Regions from separate parts of the Homo sapiens genome. Here region 2 is linked to region 1. The links are chromatin contacts, found by Hi-C or POLR2A ChIA-PET in ENCODE. All regions are on one chromosome and are shown on one strand. The core of a region is the stretch at or near the end of the contact, and the rest is flanking DNA. Distances in the headings are between cores, read along the strand shown. Region 1 overlaps CREBL2 (cAMP responsive element binding protein like 2). Region 2 holds the start of LOC107984486 (a long non-coding RNA gene).

Region 1 (7,278 bases), core at 1,795-4,294:
TGGTAGATCTACTGACTGTAGCCATCACCAGAACACTTAGTTTCTTCCCAGACATGAATTTCCTGACAGGCTCTGAGCCAGAAACACACTGTGGGCGTGCATCTGGTTCAGCCCTGGATATGCCTCCACTGTGGAGGGAAGCATTGGAACTGGAGTTGTGCACAGCACCGCAGCTAGTGGGCCTGGCTGGGGGTGCAGAAGGGCAGGGTAGTTCTTTCCATTTCCCCTTGCAGCTACACTTACTTTCTCCCTGACTACCAAATGGAGTGACGGTTGAAGAATCAAGCTCATAATATGATACACCCAGACAGACCCAGAAATCTTTTGATTTCCCCAGCGAGATACTTACCACTCTCTCTTCTCTTTCCCATGGTTAAAACAGGAGTTGTGTTCTCTGTCGCTGCTAAATTATTCTTCACTTGAGTGAAGCAAATATTTAGCTTCCAAATAAAGTATATTTTGTTCTGAACTGGCAGTTTAAGAGGAGATACCGTAGTCTAGATTGTCTTTGAGGTAGAATATATGATGGACCACATAGTTTAAGATTACAAGGTACTTTCCCTCTTCTCTCAGGCCATGCATTTGAATAAAGTGCCTCCCTTAGCCTGAGCTCCTAAAGACCTCTTGTACTTGGTTGCAAACTCAGATCTCTAGTCTAGTCTAGTCTAGTCTAGTCTAGTCATGTGTGACTGTGTACTGAGATACCACTAGCCCAGTTTGCTGGGTCTCTATGTTTTGGAAGTTGGGGGTTTAATAATATTTAATGTCTTTTTAGGATCATAAACATAAATAGGTTTGTTGATATTCAGGCCTTCAGAATTTAAGGGTTTTAAATATAGCATTCAGATTGTAATTGGTATGTTTTTGCCATCTGGTCCACTCAATTGTATATTTTTATTTTGCAAAACAACCCAAAACTTACTTTATGTTGCTTTGTTCAGTACCTTTTGAATTCCCCCAGAAGAGTTGTTTTCAAAACAAACATTCCAGAATGAATGTCGCTCTTCAATGGAACGTCTTTATTGTGCTTGAAGTATTTCTTCTCTGGTTGTAATTCTAAATTACAGAGTCATTTGAGCTTTCTCCCCTCCCGCTAGTATCTTTACAGGAGCAGGGAAGAGCAGTAGAGGATGTATAATTTTGGGCGAAGTTAAATTACAATTTATTTGAGGTTATTCCTAAACCTATTTATTTGGTGTTTTGGAGGAGATCACACACTAAGAGAACGTTGATTGCCTCGGCTATTGTGCTGGCTGGACACTTTGGTCACTTTTGAAGCATGTTAATAAATGTCACTGATTAAAACAGCTGGAGCATTTCCTTCCCTTTCCAGTGAAGGAGCAGCATAGTGAAATCCTGGCACCCCTCACCTTTTTGTGATGACAAGATGGCTGACAGTCACGGAGTCCAGGAGAAGGTGCTGCTCTCCTTGCTTTCTGAGTAAACAGAGTAATGTTTTTTTTCTTATTTTCCCAAAGAAAGAAAAGGGGGAAAATATATTTGTATGTTTAGACCAGCCAAATTCTGTCATTATTTTAGTATCAACCTGCTGTATATTAGAGCAACTGAATATAATATGGAATAAGTTTGACCAGGTCAAGTTTTAGGATATAGTTGAATTTCTTTAAAAAGTTTTCTATTTTATCTAAAATCTTTCCATTATATCTAAATTAGAATGATCATCCTGCGCAAATTCAGATTACTGTTTGCTGGCTAATTGACAGTATTTCTCAGCATCACTATGTAGCATTCTGTTTTAGCATCTTTGAATTATGATCATTTGATTTGGCTAATTACAAAAAGTACAGGTTTAAACTGGACTTAGCTTGAGTTAAAGGCAAAGAAAATCTAAAAACATAAATGTTATATTTCACAAGAAATCAGTTGCATATTATCCATTACATATTTAGTTTTAAAAGGAGGAGTCACCTTGAATTATTTTCTGAGTCACCTTGAGTTATTTGATCTCTCAGCCTGCTTTCTCATCTGTAAAAAAGGGGGGAGGATAACTTTCACAGGGTAATTGGTAGGCTAAATAGGAGTTACAGAAAACTGTTAAATAGGGAAGAACTACATTAAATTTAAATATTCACATTATGCCTGTGTTTGACTATTGTTAGCATTTAAGTCACTAAAGATCAATATATTTAATGAGTTGGACTCTAAATATGTGGTACTGTAGGTATCACATTTCCCAAGTCTTTTTAGCTATATCATGTCTATCTTCGGAATGGTATAGTCGGGGGCCCTTTTTATCAATAATAGCCTTCTATTAATTAGACTAATTTTAAGAACAACTAATACTTCAACTGGCAATATCATCCTATAATTATCCACATAAAGTAGTCTTTCAGGCTGCTAGGTAACTTGGCTGTCTTCTATTCCATCCGTTTTATTTAACTACACGATGGTCATGAATCAGTGGCAGGACTGCCTTGTAAAGTTGTGCTGATTTTGCACTGCACAAAAGTACATAGTTAAGGAGGCGAATGGACTTTAAAATCTAGTTCACATTCCCCTCAACAAGCTACGTGTGGAGGAAGGGGCTCTTGCCTTCTCACCAAGGTGTACATGTGGCACAGGTCTCCCCAGAAGAGGTGTCTTTTTCTAATTTGCCCAAAGGGGATACCTGTCTTAATACATCCACCAGGGGGTGCCTTTTTAAAAATGTGCAAAGCCGTGGTGTGTTGCAGCTGGCTTTTGCTGGCTCCCCAGAGGAGAACCAATTGTGTGCATCTCTTCCCAACTTGATGTTCAGTGACATCAGGTTGGTAGCTTTTAATGGACAATGGTAGGAGTATTTGTATCATAGAAGTTAGTAAATGCTGCAAATTGTGGATCCCCCACCCCCTCAGTCAGTTTCTAACACACCACTGAAAAAGGCCCGATGTAGGCTAGCATTGCATTTCCCAGAGCAGGCACACTGGAGTCCTAAAATGTGTATGATTAAAGGACACATAGACCTGGAAGAACTCTTTTTATAAAGCTGTAGGCAGCTTGGAGTTGTCCGTATCAAATTCAGATTGGTTCACAGACATATGGTAGTTCTGACTCAGAAACTGTTACGGGTCACAGAAAAATACACAGTCCAACTCTAGAAATGACTAGGAAGTGAATCAGCTGAATTACTATTTTTGAGATGGAGTCTTGCTCTGTCACCCAGGCGGGAGTGCAGTGGTGCCATCTCAGCTCACTGCAGCCTCCACCTCCCGGGTTCAAGTGATGCTCCTGCCTCAGCCTCCTGGGTATCTGGGATTACAGGCATGCGCCCCCACGCCCAGTTAATTTTTTGTATTTTTAGTAGGGATGGAGTTTCACCATTGCTGGACAGGCTGGTCTTGAACTCCTCACATCAGGTAATCTGCCTGCCTTGGCCTCCCAAAGTGCTGGGATTACAGGAGTGAGCTACCACGCCCAGCCGAATCAGCTGAATTCTTAAGCCTTAGCATAAAAGCAGGCACAACTAATACACCTACTGTGTTGTGATACAGTTCACCAGACACTCCTGGATTGAGGAGGGCTGGAGCTGGACAGTGAACTCTGGCTTACAGGCCATTTTGACTTTGCAGTAAGATAAATATTTGGGCAGGAAAATTTTCCCATGATCCAACAGATCCCAATCCAATCTTACTATGCCTCGGCAACCCTTTCCTGAGAAGGACAGCAGTGCCTGGCAAGCACATTATAAACCTGAGTCCAGGTTTATCCCCTTGTGTAATCAAGTCCATGGGCTGGATGTGACAACACATGTGCCTAAGCTAGGTAGGCTTGAATAGTACAGAATGAAATAGGCCAAAAGGCTGTCCCAAGCCCACACTGAGTTTCAGATCTTACCTCTTAAATGGAACAGAGACCATGCTTGTCAGCACCACAAGAAAAGTTTGTACAAGACTTGTGGCAATAAATAGATACCTCTAAACCTGCTCATTCTCAGGCCAGGACAGGCCTCAGCTGCCACAAAGGAAGAGAGAGAATGTTGAAAAAGTAAGGAAGAAAGAAAACCAAAAGATGGCCAAGCCTTCTTTCAGAAGGAGGAAGATAGTTCATATGGGGGCTATATTAGTCCATTCTCTCATTGCTGTAAAGAAATAACTGGCAGAGCTTGCAGTGAGCCAAGATCACACCACTGCACTCCAGCCTGGGCAACAGAGCAAGACTCTGTCTCAAAAAAAAAAAAAAAAAAAAAAAAAAAAAACAAAAACTGAGACTGGGTAGTTTATAAAGAAAAGAGGTTTGATTGGCTCACATGTGGTTCTGCAGGCTGTACAGGAAGCATGACTGGGGAGGCCTCAGGAAACTTACAGTCATGATGGAAGACAAAGTGAGAGCAGGCATCTTGCATGGCAGCATTGGGACCAGGGATCGGGGGTACCACACGCTTTTAAATAACCGGATCTTGTGAGCACTCACTATACAGCACCAAAGGGGGATGGTGCTAAACCATTCATGGGAACTCCACCCTCATGATCCAGTCACCTCCCACCAGTCCCCACCTCCCAACACTGGGGATTACATTTTGATATGAGATTTGGTGGGGACCAGATCCAAGCCATATCATTCTGCCCCTGGCCCCTCCAAATCTCATGTCCTTCTCACATTGCAAAGTATAATCATCCCCTTCTCAGTAGCCCCCCGAAGTCTCAACTAATTCCAATATTAGCTCAAAAGTCCACAGTCCAAAGTCTTATCTGAGACAACACAAGTCCCTTCCACCTATGAGCCTGTACAGTCAAAAACAAGTTAGTTACTTCCAAGATACAAAAGAGGTACAAGTATTGGGTAAATACTCCCACTCCAAAAGGGAGAAATCAACCAAAAGAAAGGGGCTACAGGCCCTATGCAAGTCTGAAACCCAGCTGGGCAGTCATTAACTCTTAAAGCTCCAAAATCTCCTTTGACTTCATGTCTCACATCCAGGGCACACTGGTGCAAGGGGTGGGCTCCCAAAGCCTTGGGCAGCTCTGCCCCTGCGGTTCAGCCTCCATGGATGCCCTCATGGGCTGGTGTTAAGTGCTAGTGGCTTTTCTAGGTGCATGGTGCAAGCTGTTGGTGGCTCTACCATTCCAGGGTATGGAGGATGGTGGCTCTCTTCTCACAGCTCCACCAGGCAGTGCCCCAGTGGGGACTCTCTGTGGGGGCTCCAACCCCACACTTTCCCTCCTCAGTACCCTACATGAGGGCTCTGCCCCTACAGCAGGCTTCTGCCTGCACATCCAGGCTTTTCCATACATCTTCTGAAATCTAGGCAGAGGCTCCCAAGTCTCAACTCTTGCACCCTGTGCACCTGCAGGCTTAACACCATGTGGAAGCTGCCAAGGCTTATGGCTTGCACCCTCTGAAGCACCAGCTTGAGCTGTATCCAGACACCTTTGAGCCATAGCTGGAGGTGGAGTGGTTGGGATGCAGGGAGCAGAGTCCTGAGGCTATTCAGGGCAACAGGGCCCTGGACCTGGCCCATGGAACCATTCAATCCTCCTAGGCCTCTGGGCCTGTGATGGGAGAGGCTGTCTCTTAGATCTCTGAAATGTCTTGAGGGCTTAACCTCATTGTCTTGACTATCAGCAATTGGTTGCTTTTTACTAAGTAAATTTCTGCAGTGGGCTTGAATTCCTGCCCTGAAAATGGGCTTTGTTTTTATACCACATGGCCAGGCTACAAATTTCCCAAACTTTTATGCTTTGCTTCCCTTTTAAATATAAGTTCCAGTTTTATGTCATTTCTTTGCTCATGCACATGAGCATATGCTGTTAGAAGCAGCCAGGCTAAATCTTGAATGCTTTGCTGCTTAGAAACTTCTTCCGCCAGATACCCTAAATCATCATTCTCAAGTTCAAAGTTCCACATATACCTAAGGCAGGAGCACAATGCCTCCGAATTCATTGCTAAAGCATAGGAAAAGTGATCTTTGCTCCAGTTCTCAGTTAAGTTCCTCATCTCTGTCTGAGATGTCATCAGCCTGGCCATCTCTGTTCCATATCACTATCAGCATTTTGGTCACAACCATTTAACAAGTCTCTAGGAAGTTCCAAACCTTCTCATCTTTCTGTCTTCTTCTGAGCCCTCCACACTCTTCCAACATCTGCCTGTTACCCAGTTTCAAAGCTGCTTCCACATTTTCAGGTATCTTTATAGAAATACCCCACTTCTGGTACCAATTTTCTGTATTAGTCTGTTCTCACATTCCTATAAATAAATACCTGAGACTGGATAATATATAAAGAAAAGAGGTTCAATTGGCTCATGGTTCCATAGGCTGTATGGAAAGCATGGCAGCATCTGCTTTTGGGGAAGCCTCAGGAAAAAGCAGGAGCAGGTGTCTTACATGGCAGAAGCAGGACCAAAGGGGTGGGGAAGATGTTACACACTTTTTAAATCAACCAGATCTTGTGAGAACTCACACTATACAGTACCAAAGGGGGGATGGTGCAACTCTGCCCTCATGATCCAGTCACCTCCCACCAGACATCACCTCCAACACTGGGGATTACAATTTGACATGAGATTTGGTGGGGACACAGATCCAAATCATATCAGGAGCCAAAGCAAAGATGAAAGCTGGCAATGCCTGTTTTCTTGTTGGAGTAACCTCACCTTTTTGCCACTCCAGACAAAAAAAGAAAAACCCATGTGCCCATGAGCCTTTTGAACCAGGCAGAGTAAGAAATCTACCTAGCAATAACCAATAAAATGTCTTTAAAGCTGACTGTAGTGCAACAGTCCTCTTCCTGAAATAGTGGGGAGAAGGGAGACTTCAGCACAAATCAGAAGAATACAGACTAGTGTAAGAAACAAACCATAATAAATCTGGGCTCAGGAGATGATAACTCATTTTAGATGATACAGGGGTAACCAGCTAGATATATTTGAAGTAGGAAATTGGGGAAGATGGTTCCAAATACATGGGACTCATCACAGGGTTCCTTTATTTTTATTTATTACTATTTTCGAGGCAAGGTCTTGCTCTGTCACTCAGGCTGGAGTGCAGTGGCATGATCTCGGCTCACTGCAACCTCTGCCTCCTGGGCTCAGGTGATTCTCCAACCTCTGCCTCCCAAGTAGCTGGGACTACAGGTGTGTGCCACCACACCTGGCTACTTTTTTCTTTTTAATTTCTATTATGGATATGCTGGGAATAACTGGCTGATTTTTTAAAAAAAATTTTTGTAGAGATATTTTGTTATGTTGCCCAGGCTGGTCTTGAACTCCTGGCCTCAAGCAATCCTCCTGCCTCGGCCTCCCAAAGTGCTGGGATCACAGGTGTGAGCTACCATTCCCAGC
Region 2 (7,278 bases), core at 1,590-4,089, 63 kb before region 1:
ATAATATTTTTCTTCTGGTCTAAGTCTGATTCTGTTCCATGCTTAAAGATTTATTTGTAGCTAAATACAATGACTGTTAACTAAAAATTCATAAAGAAATAGTGATCTTGGCCAGGCACAGTGGCTCACGCCTATAATCCCAGCACTTTGGGAGGCCGAGGTGGGTGGATCACGAGTTAAGGAGTTTAAGACCAGCCTGGCCAACATGGTGAAACTCCGTCTCTACTAAAAATACAAAAATTAGCCAGGTGTGGTGGCAGTCGCCTGTAATCCCAGCTACTCGGGAGGCTGAGGCAGAGAAAAAAAGAAATAATGATCTCAGGAAATCCTTTCCAGTATGGGGGAAAAAAAGGTTTATCATCAACCATTCACTTTTATAAATGATATGAATGTCCATTTCTTTTTTTCTTCAAGTCAGAGTCTTGCTCTTCTGTCACCCAGGCTAGAGTGCAGTGGCCCAAGTACAGCTCACAGTAGCCTCAACCTGCCAGACTCTAGCAATCCTCCTACTTCAGCCTCCCTAGTAGCTGGGACAACAGGCACTTACCACCATGTCCAGCTAATTTTCGTATTTATTTATTTATTTATTTATTTATTTATTTATTTATTTATTTATTTATTTGTAAAGAGAGGGTCTTACTGTGTTGCCCAGGCTAGTCTCAAACTTCTGGGCTCAAGTGATCCTCCTGCCTCAGCCTCCCAAAGTGCCAGGATTACAGGCATGAGCCACCACACCTGACTGAATGTGTATTTTATTTCTGAAACAAAACCACTACACATGATTGTTACCAATATGTTTCTATTTTTTTTTTTTTTAGCTGGGTATACCTGTAATACCTGTAGTCCCAGCTATTCAGGAGGCTGAGGTGGGAGGATCACCTGAGCCCAGGAGTTTGAGGCTGCAGTGAGCCATGGTTGTGCCACTGACGGCATGACAGAGTGAGAGTTTCTATTTTTTTAACAGAACCCCAACAGCGGTGCTTTCATTTTAGATCCAATTGATGATTAATGGACGGCAGAGTATGTCTTAAGAAAGACAGGTGAAAAATATCAGGTTGCAAAGCAAAGCACGTAAATATACCAAAGCCAGAATTTTTTTTATTTTTGTAAGGGGTAAAAGGCCATGAGTACTATTTTAGGAGTACCAAAAGTTCAAACACTGTAGTTGGAAATGGATAAAACCTCAATACCTTTGAATCTGACACTGAAATTTAGTATTTCTATCTTTTAAGTTCTTTTATCTCAAGGTATATAAAAGTGCTCCAAATAAATATGTCCAAATCTTGGGATTTTCTTTTTTTTTGACATGGAGTTTCACTCTTGTTGCCCAGGCTGGAGTGCAATGGCGTGATCTCGGCTCACCACAACTTCTGCCCCCTGAGTTCAAGCAATTCTCCTGCCTCAGGCTCCCAAGTAGCTGGGATTACAGGCATGCACCACCACGCCCGGCTAATTTTGTATTTGTAGTAGAGACAGGGTTTCTCCATGTTGGTCAGGCTGGTCTCGAACTCCCGACCTCAGGTGATCTGTCTGCCTTGGCCTCCCAAAGTGCTGGGATTACAGGCATGAGCCACCACGTCTGGTGAGCATTAAAAATTTTGTTATAAATTTCAGCATTAAAAAATGTGTTAATGGTTGATCCTAATTTTCTAGTGGGTAGGAGGTTAGCTTTAGTACCTGATTGAAAGAAAACAGCTTGAAAAACAGGAGAGGCTAGCACTAAATTGTTTTATGACTTTGGGCAGGAGACTCAAGAGAAGGAAAATAGAGAGCCCAACAGGTATTGAGCATCTATTATTGCCAAGCACTGTGTTTGCATATATTATTTCCCTGAGTTTTTACAACATTTCCTGTGGGTCGCCATTGTTACACTTTAAAGATGAGGAAATCAAGGCTCTGAGATGTTAACAGACTCTCCCACAATCGCACAGCTAAAGGGTAACAGCACTGGGATTAGAGTCCAGTACTGCCTAACTCCAAAGCCCATGCATATGCTTTCCACCACCCTCAGCTGCTCTTGCCTTGTTTCCTCATCTACAAAACAAGGGAGTTCAGTCAGATAATCTCTGATGCCCCTCAAGTTCTACCTGCATGGCCTTTGTGGTTGGGAGGAGAAAGGGGAATCAGGGCAGGGTCTCCGGCACTGTGCTGAGTGGTCTTCTTCTGAGTGGGAAAGCAATGAAACCACGTGTCTTACTGGTGCTGTACTGACTCCCTGTCCTGTGAAAGAAGGCTGCTGCTGCTGGCAACACTGCAAATGACGATGGGACTCCCAGGCCCACAGCCCTCAAAAGGAAGTGAGTCTTCTCATTCTCCTTTGCAGGGCCACTTTTTATAAATTTACATTTCCAAAACCAAATCCATCAACATTTACTGTTGAGAATTTTATTGTGCCCAACACTGAGTTAAATGGTATTGCAAGGCTCTATATACAATAGCAAGGAAGTATAAGATGTGGTCTGTATTCTCAGGAACTTACAACTAGCTGGGAGAACACAACACACAAAGCAATTTTTGAAGGACACTGTATAATGCAGGACTGAATTGTGTAGTCCAGATGATATGTACTACAGGAGTGCAGAGAAATGGGCGTTCAGTGGGGGCTACAGCACCCGTGAGAACTGGAGCAGAGACAACGTTATTCACCTTGCATTCTTGACTAGTCTTTCTTGGCCTTTTCTGTAATTGTGAAACCCTGGTATGACTCTTTGACATAGTTCAAACATTCTCTGCTTTGCAGGCTGCAGTGATGTCCTTCATATCACGTCATCTTAGTGCCACTTCATCTTTATTGGCATGTGTGGGAGGAACAAAACCCCAGTGGTATGCAAACACCGTCATGGGGACTTGCTTCAAGCCATGGGAAGTTTCACGCAAAGCCAGTTTCTCAGTAGGGCAAATGTTGTGTAAAAGTACAAGAAGTTTGAGAAACTAGTTAAAGGCAAAGCCTGTCACAGCAAGAATGAGATTTGAATGGGGACACTTTCCTGTCTGTGTCAGGGATGGTCTGATGGTCTACTCCCAGCCCCTCACCTTCGGAGCCCCTGTGCTTAAGTACTTCGCTGACAACATGGCCCAGAGGCGAAAGGACCTTGTCCAATGCAGCAGGAACTTCTTATTCCCAAACCCTCTGCCCACCCTCATAGGCCAGTCTTTTGATAAGAGGCTGTAGACCTGAAAAATTATTCTAGAATGTTGGATCTAATAGATTTAATAGTCACTATATATTTACTGCATGTTCTGAAACAAGGCTGGATTGAGGACTGTTTTCATTTGAGCTGAAGACACAAAATGAATATACAGGAAACAGCAGCTAAGTGTACCTGACAGATTAATGGCATCAAGTGCTAAGCCAAGGGTAATTGGTTCAGAAAAATGAGACACTGATAAGTACAGAAGTAATGAGGGAAAGTGTCACCAAGCCAACGTTTAGGAGAGACCTTAAAAAATGGAAAGAATCTGGATTGGCAGGAAAGAGAAATTATGACATTCTAGAAATGATATAGTACCTACTATTTCATGTGATGAATTATAAATTATAATAGGAAACCATTATCAAAGGCAAGAAAAGTGAAAGATATATTCATGGAAAACCAAAGCAGTCAGCCTGTCTGGAGGAAGGGTGGCATAAGAATGTACATAGCAAAAATTAATGGGAAGTTAAGATCATCTGAATAAGATGAATTCATCAACATACTTAGGCTGGGCACGGTGGCTCATGCCTATAATCCCAGCACTTTGGGAGGCTGAAGTGGGTGGATCGCTTGAGCCCAAAAATTCAAGACTAGCCTGAGAAACACAGTGAGACCCTTTCTCTACAAAAATACAAAACAATTTAGCGGGGTGTGAAGGTGTGCGCCTATAGTCCCAGGGAGTATAGTACTTGGGAGGCTGAGGTGGAAGGACAGCTTGATCCTGGGAGGTCGAGGCTGCAAGTGAGCTATGATCACTGCACACCAGTGTCGGTGACAGAGTGAGACACTGTCTCACACAAACAAACTTACCAAACATATATCAAGTGCTGATTACACTAGGTCTCTTGCTGCATAATTATAATAGTTTACACCTATTAAAGCTTACAATGTGCCTTGCACTGTGTTAAAGTGCTTTACATATATTATCTCATTTAATTGTCACGACAGACCTATGAGGTATATGTTACCTCATAGGTAATGTATCCATTTTACAGATGAAACTGATGAAACCCAGAGAGGCTAAGGAACTTGCTTCAGGTCACATAGTTACTGAGTGGGAAAGCCTAGTATTGAACCAAGTAAGTCAGCCCAAACACGGGTTCCGAGCACAATGCTAAACTGTCTCCACAGATATTACTACAATCTCATAAACTTCCCTATGACATAGGTATTATCACCCCAGTTTTGCAAATGGGGATTCAAGGTTTCGAGAGTCAGTGAATTGCCCAAGGTCATTCTGCTGAGTACGGGGCTAGGATTTGAAAGCAGATCCACTAACTCCAAGTCCATTAAACTTCCCATTACAATATAGCCACCTGGCAGAAATATTGTCTAGTATGAGATCAGATTAGAGGAAATTTTGACAGCAAAGAAGAGCAAGAAGTCTATATGAATAGGGAAGAACTTCAGGGTTTTGAATAGACATGATTTGATTAATGAAGGTAGTCTAGGTCTGGCCTCAGTCTTTCACAGGTAATTGAATCAGGGAAAGGGTAGACATGAACAGTAGATGATATTAGAGGAAGTAAGGACCTAGAAATGGGCATAGGAGAGAGGGAATGACAGAAACAAGATCAATATTTGAAGGAAAACCTGATTGTTCTAGGGGCTGAACAGCTGAGAGTGATGAAAGAGGAGATCAAATCAAAGAGGAATTTGCTTCTCTATATCTAAATAACTTCATGGACTATTGACAGGGACTGACAGTTTATATGAGCAGCTGATTTGTGGCAAAAAAAAAAAAAAAAAAAGAAGAAGGTTGTTTTTGGACATGTTGCAATCTGCTTGGCAGAACAATGACCTGCACATTCCAGAGGAAATGGCCAGTAGGCAGTCAGGGAAATGGGATTGGAGCTCAGGTAGAGAGCAGAAGCTGTCAATAGTATCTGACAAATAAGCTCTGCAAGGACCACTGAAGGGGCAGACAAGTCACATCCCAAGAAAAATAGGGTTTTTTTTTAATAATCAGAATGCGCCAGGAGTCAGCAGAGAACCAAAATGCACTATAATGAAAGAGATCAGGCCCAAGGGCAAGCCACAGGTCAAGATAAGTGGTTAGGGACAATGCAGAGATAAAAATTAAAGGGATGCAGCAGCAAATCTGATCTCATCAGTATCAAGGATAAATGACCACAGAATAATTTCCTGTCCTGTTTCTGGTATTTTGGGGTATTCCCCTATTGCAGGAGCCAAATCCACTTAACTGGATGACGCCCTCAGAATGACCCTGCAGAACAACCAGGAATCTTCCTAGCAGGGAGTACACAGTCTACATCAGCACAGGGAGAGAATGAAAGTTATCAAAAAGGGCCTCTCCACTGAATTGTACATGTAAAAATGGCTAAAATGGTAAATGACATTTATGTAGATTTTACCAAAATTTAAAAGGGAGTCTATCTCTTGAAAAGATAAACATCTACGGATTCCCCCAAAATCTCCAAAAGTTCACCTAATTACCATCTCCTGGACTTCCCCTGTTTGTTAAAGATCTTGATTTCCTTGCTTAAGTTGGTGGCTATGGTGCTAAAGGGATGAAGATACTTAAGAAACCATGGAGGCTGCAGCTACCTGGTGCCCTTGTCCCTTCCAGTCTGGGAAGGGAATGGGATAGTTGGTTGTGGTCAGTTTGCTGTGGAAACTCCTCTTCTGGCCTTTCTGCTCCCTCTGTCCTTTTTTCAGAACTTTGAGAACATGACACATTGGCCAATGCTCCACCCTCTGTGACCTCTTCTGCTTGACACAATTAAGAAAATGAGCCATAGAGCAACTCAGCCAACACCTGGAAGGGACTTACCTGAGACAGGAACCTGAGAGTCCTGTAACTTCAGTTCTTGCTCACTGCCCTGTGCATATGGCCTTAGAATCCTAGGATCCTCTTTCTGACTTTACAGAGATCACCTCCAAGCCTATATCGAATTCCTTTCCTGATCAATATATAATGTGTTCTTAGTTCAGGGGGCCTTCACAAACCAGGGCAACCCAAAGGTGCTCAGCTCCTACGCTCTTGGAAGTAGCAAGGTGGGGCTCCTCTTCATCTTGTAAGTAAGGAAACAGTGGCCCAGGATCAGTTCAATGGCTTGCCCACGGGCATATACCTGGCTAATTGCAGAAGGGGAAGGAGATGCAGGCCTTCTGATCCACTCTCCAAATCTCTGTTAGTTAGACAAAGAGATCCCAGCTGAAATATTTGGAATGCTATTTTTACTGAAGCTTTGCTTTCCCCCAGATTTAGTCTCTTTTACTGCCTTTTTCTCAAAACATATTTAAACTGCTTGGAAATGCCAATTAGGGGTCTAAAATAGAATGATAACTGCACCGATCAATTGGGGAAGCTCACTGGTTACCCACAAAACCATCACAGACCGCCTATTATGCTGTGGCTAAAACTCGGATCCATGCCTTCCCGCAGCCTCATATGGCAGAGCACCCCAGTCCCTCCTGTCGTTGCCCCATGTTGGCCTTGATGTCTGCCTCTGAAATCCTTGATTACCAACGTCAACAGGCAATTGGCCAGCTTAGGAGGGGCCTTCCAAGGCTATGGCAAGATAGAAGAATGACAGTACAGCTCATCATAAACGTATTTATCAGGCAAACTTCAGGAAAAACTGGTTTCTCAGGCTTGCCACCTGAAGCAAAATAGTTCTGGGTGAAGCTTGACATGGTGTATATCTGTGGGTCAGGTCAGCACACACACAGAAAAAGAATCTTTTTTGTTTTCTCTTTGGAGATTATCCAAACTATAAAGTTAACCAGAGAAATGAATTATCTGTTTTAGTCAAGCCTATATTTCTTTCCAATGGTCATTTTCTGGAAATGCAGGAATTCAAGTTTAGAACTTCTAAGTGATAGAGTCATATACTCATAAAATAGTAGCACTGTATGGGACCCGGAAATTGTCTAATCTAGCGTCTAATTTTGCAGATAAGAAAGCTGAAGTTTCCCATTATTAAATGAATATTGTACTTCCATGCAGGCAGAGATTGCACTCATTTCTTTACAAGCTGAAATTACACTGTTGGCTCCCATGGCACTGGCAGCCAGCCTAAATAAAACCCATAATATTTTTCATATAAACTGCTCAGCT

What was found. Hi-C counts contacts between places; a loop is a spot of excess contacts on that map. ChIA-PET counts read pairs that join two places held with the same protein, here RNA polymerase II (POLR2A). Pooled maps may share reads with other maps.
Region 2: a map with no recorded cell type shows a loop between it and region 1 (6-fold over the local background). The contact joins two enhancer-like sites. A Hi-C loop is called at or near these places in 1 of 168 maps with a recorded cell type or tissue (CD14-positive monocyte), 16 of 37 single-sample maps with no recorded cell type and 10 of 50 pooled maps. POLR2A ChIA-PET finds 5 or more read pairs at or near these places in 10 of 52 experiments (AG04450, Caco-2, H1 and 5 more).

The regions. Positions count from the first base shown.
Region 1 is chr12:12,643,012-12,650,289 of GRCh38, forward strand. It overlaps CREBL2 (cAMP responsive element binding protein like 2), which reads left to right. Exons shown (of 4, transcript NM_001310.4): 4 at 1-2,097. Among named protein-coding and RNA genes, the nearest start is that of CREBL2, 35 kb to the left of the region's middle. RefSeq lists an enhancer at 301-1,500 and a silencer at 2,525-2,584. Within about 2 kb of position 3,045, at least 2 of the 41 ENCODE cell types and tissues checked have a DNase peak (open chromatin) inside an H3K27ac peak, as active enhancers do.
Region 2 is chr12:12,580,313-12,587,590 of GRCh38, forward strand. LOC107984486 (a long non-coding RNA gene) reads right to left here and starts at 6,646. Exons shown (of 3, transcript XR_001749010.1): 1 at 5,989-6,646. RefSeq lists enhancers at 3,131-3,190, 4,745-5,246. Within about 2 kb of position 2,840, at least 8 of the 41 ENCODE cell types and tissues checked have a DNase peak (open chromatin) inside an H3K27ac peak, as active enhancers do.